2 separate regions of the Homo sapiens genome follow, and region 2 is linked to region 1. Evidence: chromatin contacts called from ENCODE Hi-C data. All regions are on one chromosome and are shown on one strand. The core of a region is the stretch at or near the end of the contact, and the rest is flanking DNA. Distances in the headings are between cores, read along the strand shown. Region 1 holds the start of TRA2A (transformer 2 alpha homolog). Region 2 holds the start of SKAP2 (src kinase associated phosphoprotein 2).

Region 1 (2,944 bases), core at 155-2,654:
ATGCTGAAATCTTGCCCCCAGTGGTAGCAATCTTCATAATAATGCCAGATGAACTTTCCTACCATAGAACTATAGTTGAAAGTCTATGTCAATCTTTTTACTACAAAGCACTGTAGGAAAAAAATTTAAGATGAAACTAATTTTTAAAGTTGCATTACACAAGTAAAACTCATCTCAGAGATTATTACTATGATTGGGAACCAAGTTGACAGATTTGGGAGGTCTTCACTGTGAAGCTTTATGGAAATATCTAAGTCAAAAAAACTAGTAGGGAGCTAAGCATTATAAAAAAAAAACTACACGGCTGTCTCTAGGAGGGGGAACTGGAGCAGGGACACGAGGCAAGGAGCAGCGGCTTTGCATCATAACCTCATCTGTGCATGTACTACGTCGACATTACACAGGGCAAATATGGAAGAAAAGTAATACAGTCAGCTGACAACGTGCCCCCCAAAAGCCTGTTATATATACACGATTCCAGCCGGGCGCGGTGGCTCAGGCCTGTAATCTCAGCACTTTGGGAGGCCGAGGCGAGCAGATCGCTTGAGTCCACAAATTCGAGACCAGCCTGGGCAGCATGTCAAAACCCCATCTCTGCAAAACACACAAAAATTAGCCGGGTGGGCCGGGTACGGTGGTTCACCCTTGCAATCTCAGCACTTTGAGAGGCCCAGGCGGGCAAATCACCTGAGGTCAGGAGTTTGAGACCAGCCTGTCCAACATGGTGAAACCCCCGTCTCTGCTAAAAATACAAAAATTAGCCGGGCGTGGTGGTGCATGCCTGTAATCCCAGCTACTGGGGAGGCTGAGGCAGGAGAATTGCTTGAACCTGCGAGGTGGAGGTTGCAATGAACCTAGATAGCGCCACTGCACTTCAGCCTGGGCAACAGAGTGAGACTCCGTCCCAAAAAAGAAAAAAATTAGCCGGGCGTGGTGGCGCGCGCGGGAGCCTGAGGTGGGAGGATCGTCTGAGCCCGGGAGTTTGAGGCTGTGGTGAGCAGTGATCGCTTCACTGCACTTCAGCTTGGGTGACAGAGCGAGACCCTGACTCAAAAAATAAACAAACATAAAAAAACGCTTCCAATGTTTTGTTCCCTTACATCAGAATCCACTTGGACAATATTTAAAGGGGCTAAGGTCATATAAGGCTCATCTGGCGACTGAAAAGTCTTCAAAGAGGTTGACGCGTCCGAGGTGAGTCTGAAGTTTGGAGGACAGCACGGGACCGCGATTCCAAGGCGCCCAGGTTGAGAGCGCAGGCCGCCCGCCAACCTCCACCCTCGCTCCAGGCCCAGCCGACACAAAGCCTCGCGGGAGGTGGAGCCTCGTGACGTCACAGAGACGCCCGCCCCCTTTACGTCGTGCTCTGAGGAGGCCAGGAGATTTCTGGCGGCGCCGGCGCCATTTTGCTGGAGCCTGCGACCGAGTGGGAGTGGAGTGGAGCGGCTGTGGTTGCCGACTCTTTCCTCTTCCCCACGGTCCAGTCAGCGGGTTAATTAGGCCATCGGCCCTCGAGCCGAGACTTGTCTCTTATTTAGTTCTGGGGAGCGCCTCGTCGACATGAGTGATGTGGAGGAAAACAACTTCGAGGGCAGAGTGAGTACAAAGCCGCGGGAGCCGTCTAGGCGGCGGCCCAATGCTCGGGGTTTCACGGGAACAAGCGCGGTCGGGCGGGGTTGCGGGTAGTCCCGCGAGGAGCAACCTCTGGAGCCATCGCGATTGATTCCTCCCATCCCAAGATGGCTTCTGGGTTCCACTCCTTCCCCAAACACCACGGATAACACCCCTCCCCCTTTTTTGGAGGCTGACTGATACCTGGACTTCTGGGTCCTCTTCCCTCCCCGCCCCCGCATTGCTTCCTCCCTTCTCCCCACCCCTGAGGCTTCCTTATGTCTGCTCCGAGGTGTGGGTCCCCGTCGCGGTTGGGCGGGAGGAGGCGGCAGGGAGCTCCCCTCCGTCCGGATAGTGGTAGGTGCTTCCTGCGGTGGCATTTCTGGCGACCCCGAGCATCGTAGAGGGTCTCGGGATCGAAAGTGCGCGGGGCTGCTTTCCGGGCGGGGAGAAGCTGGCGTGGGACTAGCTGGGGCCTGTGTCTCCTTGGCTCTCTATTTCAGTGAGCGGCCGCGTCTCTGTTGGAACCGGCGGCGTTGCGTCTAAAAAGGCGAAAGCCTTGAGGTTGAAGGTGGGACGAGCCTAATGAAGTGGTTAGTCAACGACCGCACCGACCCTTAAGCGTTCTTAAGACGAGAGCTGTGAGGGGAAACTACGCAAGGAGCCCTTTTCCCTTAATGTCCCTTCGACTTTCCTTTCACTTCGAAATGAATGTGGAAATGCTGTCACGCCTTATTTTTCTAATTCCTCGATGTTGGGTTTTTTCTCTTCTTTATATCTCAACTTTTAATGCTCTTCTTCCTATGACCTTTCATCTAAAAACTGACCACTCCTTTACAGGTTTTTACGGTAAAAAAAAAAAAATCTGTCTTTCTTTAATCTTACATAGCTGAACGAATTCATTGGCTCAGTATTTTTAAGATAACTAGTCAGTATATACTGTTCTGTAACTTAAAAGATGACCTGAAAATTAACAGGCCCTCTCCCATTTCTCTTCTCACTCTATCCCCCACCGAAGAGGGCTCAGAAAAAAGTTTTTATTAATATATTTGGGGTCGGAGAAATACAAACATCACAAAGAATACGATATCCCCAGCTTAAATGTACTGGAACGTTTGTCAGTGAGTTTCATTTCCAAAGTTTACCCTACATAGGGAATTGTAGAAGTGAGTTAGTAGAAGTGAGTTCGTGTGAAACCCTGGAAAGAAAACAAAAGCCCCATGCAACACGTTCCGGGCTGTTGTGTAGATGTTTATTCTAGTCACTAGGGGAAGCACATAAAAACACCTGAGGTGTGTGTGCTGAAGGGCGAATTTTGTCCTTTTGGGGAGTT
Region 2 (3,188 bases), core at 334-2,833, 3.3 Mb before region 1:
GCGTTGGCTTAAGGGAATGTTATGTCTGGTTTGATCTTCTATCCAGAACATGAAAACGTTTCTTTACCAGCAATAAGCCTCCTTCGCTTTCTTATCATTCGTGTGTTCACTGGAGTAGCATTTTTACTTTCCTTCAAGGACTTTTCCCTTGCATTCACTACCTGGCTGTTTGGTGCAAGAGCCCTAGCTTTTGGTCTGTCTCGGCTTTCAATATGCCTTCCTCACTAAGCTTAATCATTTCTAGCTTTTGATTTAAAGTAAGCTTTTGATTTAAAGTAAAATGATTCTTTTACTGGAACACTCAGAGGCCATCGTAGGGTTATTAATTGGCTTAATGTCAATATTGTTGTGTCTCAAGGAATGGGGAGGCCCAAGAGAGGGAGAGATATGGAGGAAGGTATAGGGTTGGTAGAGCAGTCAGAACACACACATTTATGGATTACAGTCGCTGTCTTATATGGGTGCTGTTTGTGATGTCCCAAAGTAATTATAATAGTAACTTCAAAGATCACCATAACATATACAATAATAATGAAAAAGTTTGAAATATTGTTAGAATCACCAAAATGTGACAGAGACATGAACTGAGCACATGCTTTTGGAAAAATGGCGCCCACAGATTTGCTTGATGCAGGGTTGCCACAAACCTTCAATTTGTTAAAAAATGCAATATCTGGGAAGCACAAAGATGTATGCCTGTTAAAGGTTTTAAAGAAGCCATTTTTTTTAAAAGAGAAAACTTTTAAGAAGCTTTACAGATAGAAGACAGTAAGTATTTGTTGACTAAATGGTCAAGTTGGAGTGAGCAGATTTTATAATTTTATTCTACTAACCACCACCAGCAATTTTATTTTTGATGCTTGTAGATGGACAGTGGTGCCAATGTCTATTCGGCCTTCTGTTTTTTTGTTTTGTTTTGTTTGTTTTTTCCTGCCAAAGGACGGTGCTTAGAACTTCCCAGTCTTCCTTGTAGTGGGGAAAATCTGTCACCCCAAGGATACGAATTAGGTAGAAAAGTAATGTAAGAGCCAATCACAACGCGCGCTCCGGAGCGGCTCCAGACTGGCTTCGCCCGGACGACTGGCGGAAGACGAGACTTCGTTACCTCCGTTCAATCGGACAAAGAAGGCCATAATAGTTTAGGACAAGAGAAAATTCCTTGTGGGTTAAACTGCGGTGGGACTGACTGTTACGCAGAAGGCGTAATCGCAAAACTTGTATACACTCTGTATCATGGATACATTATTTTCTGGAATCCTGCAGAAACGATCAGCAGTTGTGATGGCACCAGTACCGAAAATGGCTGTAAGGCGCTCCGGACGCTGGATCAGGTGACGCAGCATCAGGTGACGCAGCCTCAGTCCGCCCCCTTCCCACCAGTGGCTCCTCCTCCTGCTTCCCGGCGTAGCGGTGGGCGTGGCTTGCCCACAGGCTCTTTCTTCTGGGGCCGGGAAAACCGAGGAATACACATGCGCAGTTGGACCCCTCAGGCCCTTCGTGTCCCTTCCCACCCATCTCCCCGCCCCGGCCCTCTGGGCGGGGCTGGGCCGACAGTCCAGCTGCAGCTCGCTGGAGATTCAGTGACTTCCTTGTTGTGAGCCCCGGCCCGGCAGTGTCCCGACTCGTAGCCCCGCTGTTCTTAATCCGGGCCGCTAGCCTGAGTCTAGGTCGCAGCCGCAGCCCCACCCCGTCGGTCACCTTTTCAGCGCAGGTCCTTTCCCCGCACGCCCTGCGCTCCCTAACATGCCCAACCCCAGCAGCACCTCCTCTCCCTACCCCCTCCCTGAGGAAATTAGGAACCTGTTGGCAGGTAAAGAGCGGGAAGGCGGCGATAATGCTGTCGGGGCGGGGGCGAGGGAACGGTGAGCCGGTGGGGACAGAAGCATTCAGAGCCCTTATCCTCCCTCCCCGCGCTTCCCACGTCTTCTAGCCAGTGGGGTCGGCACAGGGAGGAGAGGAGAGGGGTTGTTTTGTCTCAGAAAGGGAGTGGACGTGTGTGTTGAAATTTGGTGCGGGGATGGTGGCGAAGCCCTTTTTGGTGATCTACACAAATGGGATCAGGACGTTTCTATGTGCATTGTGAAGACGGTGTGTGTGTGTGTGTGTGTGTGTGTGTGACAGAAGGGCGGGGGAGGAAGAGTGGAAGAGGGAGAGAGAATGATAATGATAATGAATGCTGCGTGAGCAAGCAGAAGGGAGCAGAAGTCAAATAAGTAGTTCTTGGGTGGTCTGGCCAATGGAGGTAGAGGATGTAGAGATGCAAAGAGCTGTCAGAGCCACAGGTGTTAGGGGTTATGGGGTGAAAGAGTTTGTCATTTCTAAAACTCCCGTTTTTCTTAAACATTCAGCTCACTCACGTTTAAGACTTTTGAAGAAGGTCTGGTTCTCAAATGGCCACTTGTCCCCAGCCTCAGTAATATATTAAAGCAAAAAAGGAAGGATATGTTAAAGTTCTACTTCCTGTGTGACACGATGAAAGTACTTCATCTTTGTACCCTTATCTTCCCTTTTTCAGTTTTACATTACCATTTATAGGAACTTATTTTAGGAGCTAAAAACGTGGTTCTTCAGTAGCATTATGAATCCACTACTAGTTCATTAATTTACTGGATACGGAGGTGTGTATGTTCACTAAGAACCAATAATTTATATTTCTGTACAAGGTAGAAAATATATGTTTTTAAGGTAGCACAAATCTTACCTATCTCAATGTTCTGGAATTTCAACCATCATTTATTTTGTCTTGTGTACGTCAGAATTCTGGAAACTGAATTTTGATTTTTAGTTTTAGATGTCTATAAAATATTTATCTCTCAGTATTGCTTATGAATAACTAGATTACAGATTGCTTATTCTAGCTCTTAAAAAGCAATGTCATCTAAAATGTGACATTTGATGACACATTTTATATGTTACTCCTATAGCAATGTGAGTCCAAATCTCCTAATATTCTGTCATTCAATTTTGGTGCTTGGCATTATTAATATGGTAGTGTAATATTAAGTGTATGAATGTAGACTTATGTTTGTATGATTATGGTACAGTATGTTGAATGCATTTGTGGTGGGATAGTCTTTCACTCTAAGAAATGCTTGTTGTCATTAACGGGTACCACTAAGGGAAATAGTTAAAGAAGTCTAAAGACTGACTTCAGGCAGCTTTATTGCATCACATGACTACTGATTTTG

What was found. Hi-C counts contacts between places; a loop is a spot of excess contacts on that map. Pooled maps may share reads with other maps.
Region 2: a loop to region 1 is called in a map with no recorded cell type, with 15 times the contacts of the local background. The contact joins the promoter of SKAP2 here to the promoter of TRA2A in region 1. A Hi-C loop is called at or near these places in 2 of 37 single-sample maps with no recorded cell type and 7 of 50 pooled maps.

The regions. Positions count from the first base shown.
Region 1 is chr7:23,530,441-23,533,384 of GRCh38, reverse strand. TRA2A (transformer 2 alpha homolog) reads left to right here and starts at 1,404. Exons shown (of 8, transcript NM_013293.5): 1 at 1,404-1,596. The coding sequence starts at 1,561. RefSeq lists enhancers at 166-665, 1,025-1,144, 666-1,167, 1,315-1,534, 1,545-1,594 and 3 more.
Region 2 is chr7:26,862,985-26,866,172 of GRCh38, reverse strand. SKAP2 (src kinase associated phosphoprotein 2) reads left to right here and starts at 1,583. Exons shown (of 13, transcript NM_003930.5): 1 at 1,583-1,810. The coding sequence starts at 1,744. RefSeq lists an enhancer at 1,016-1,345.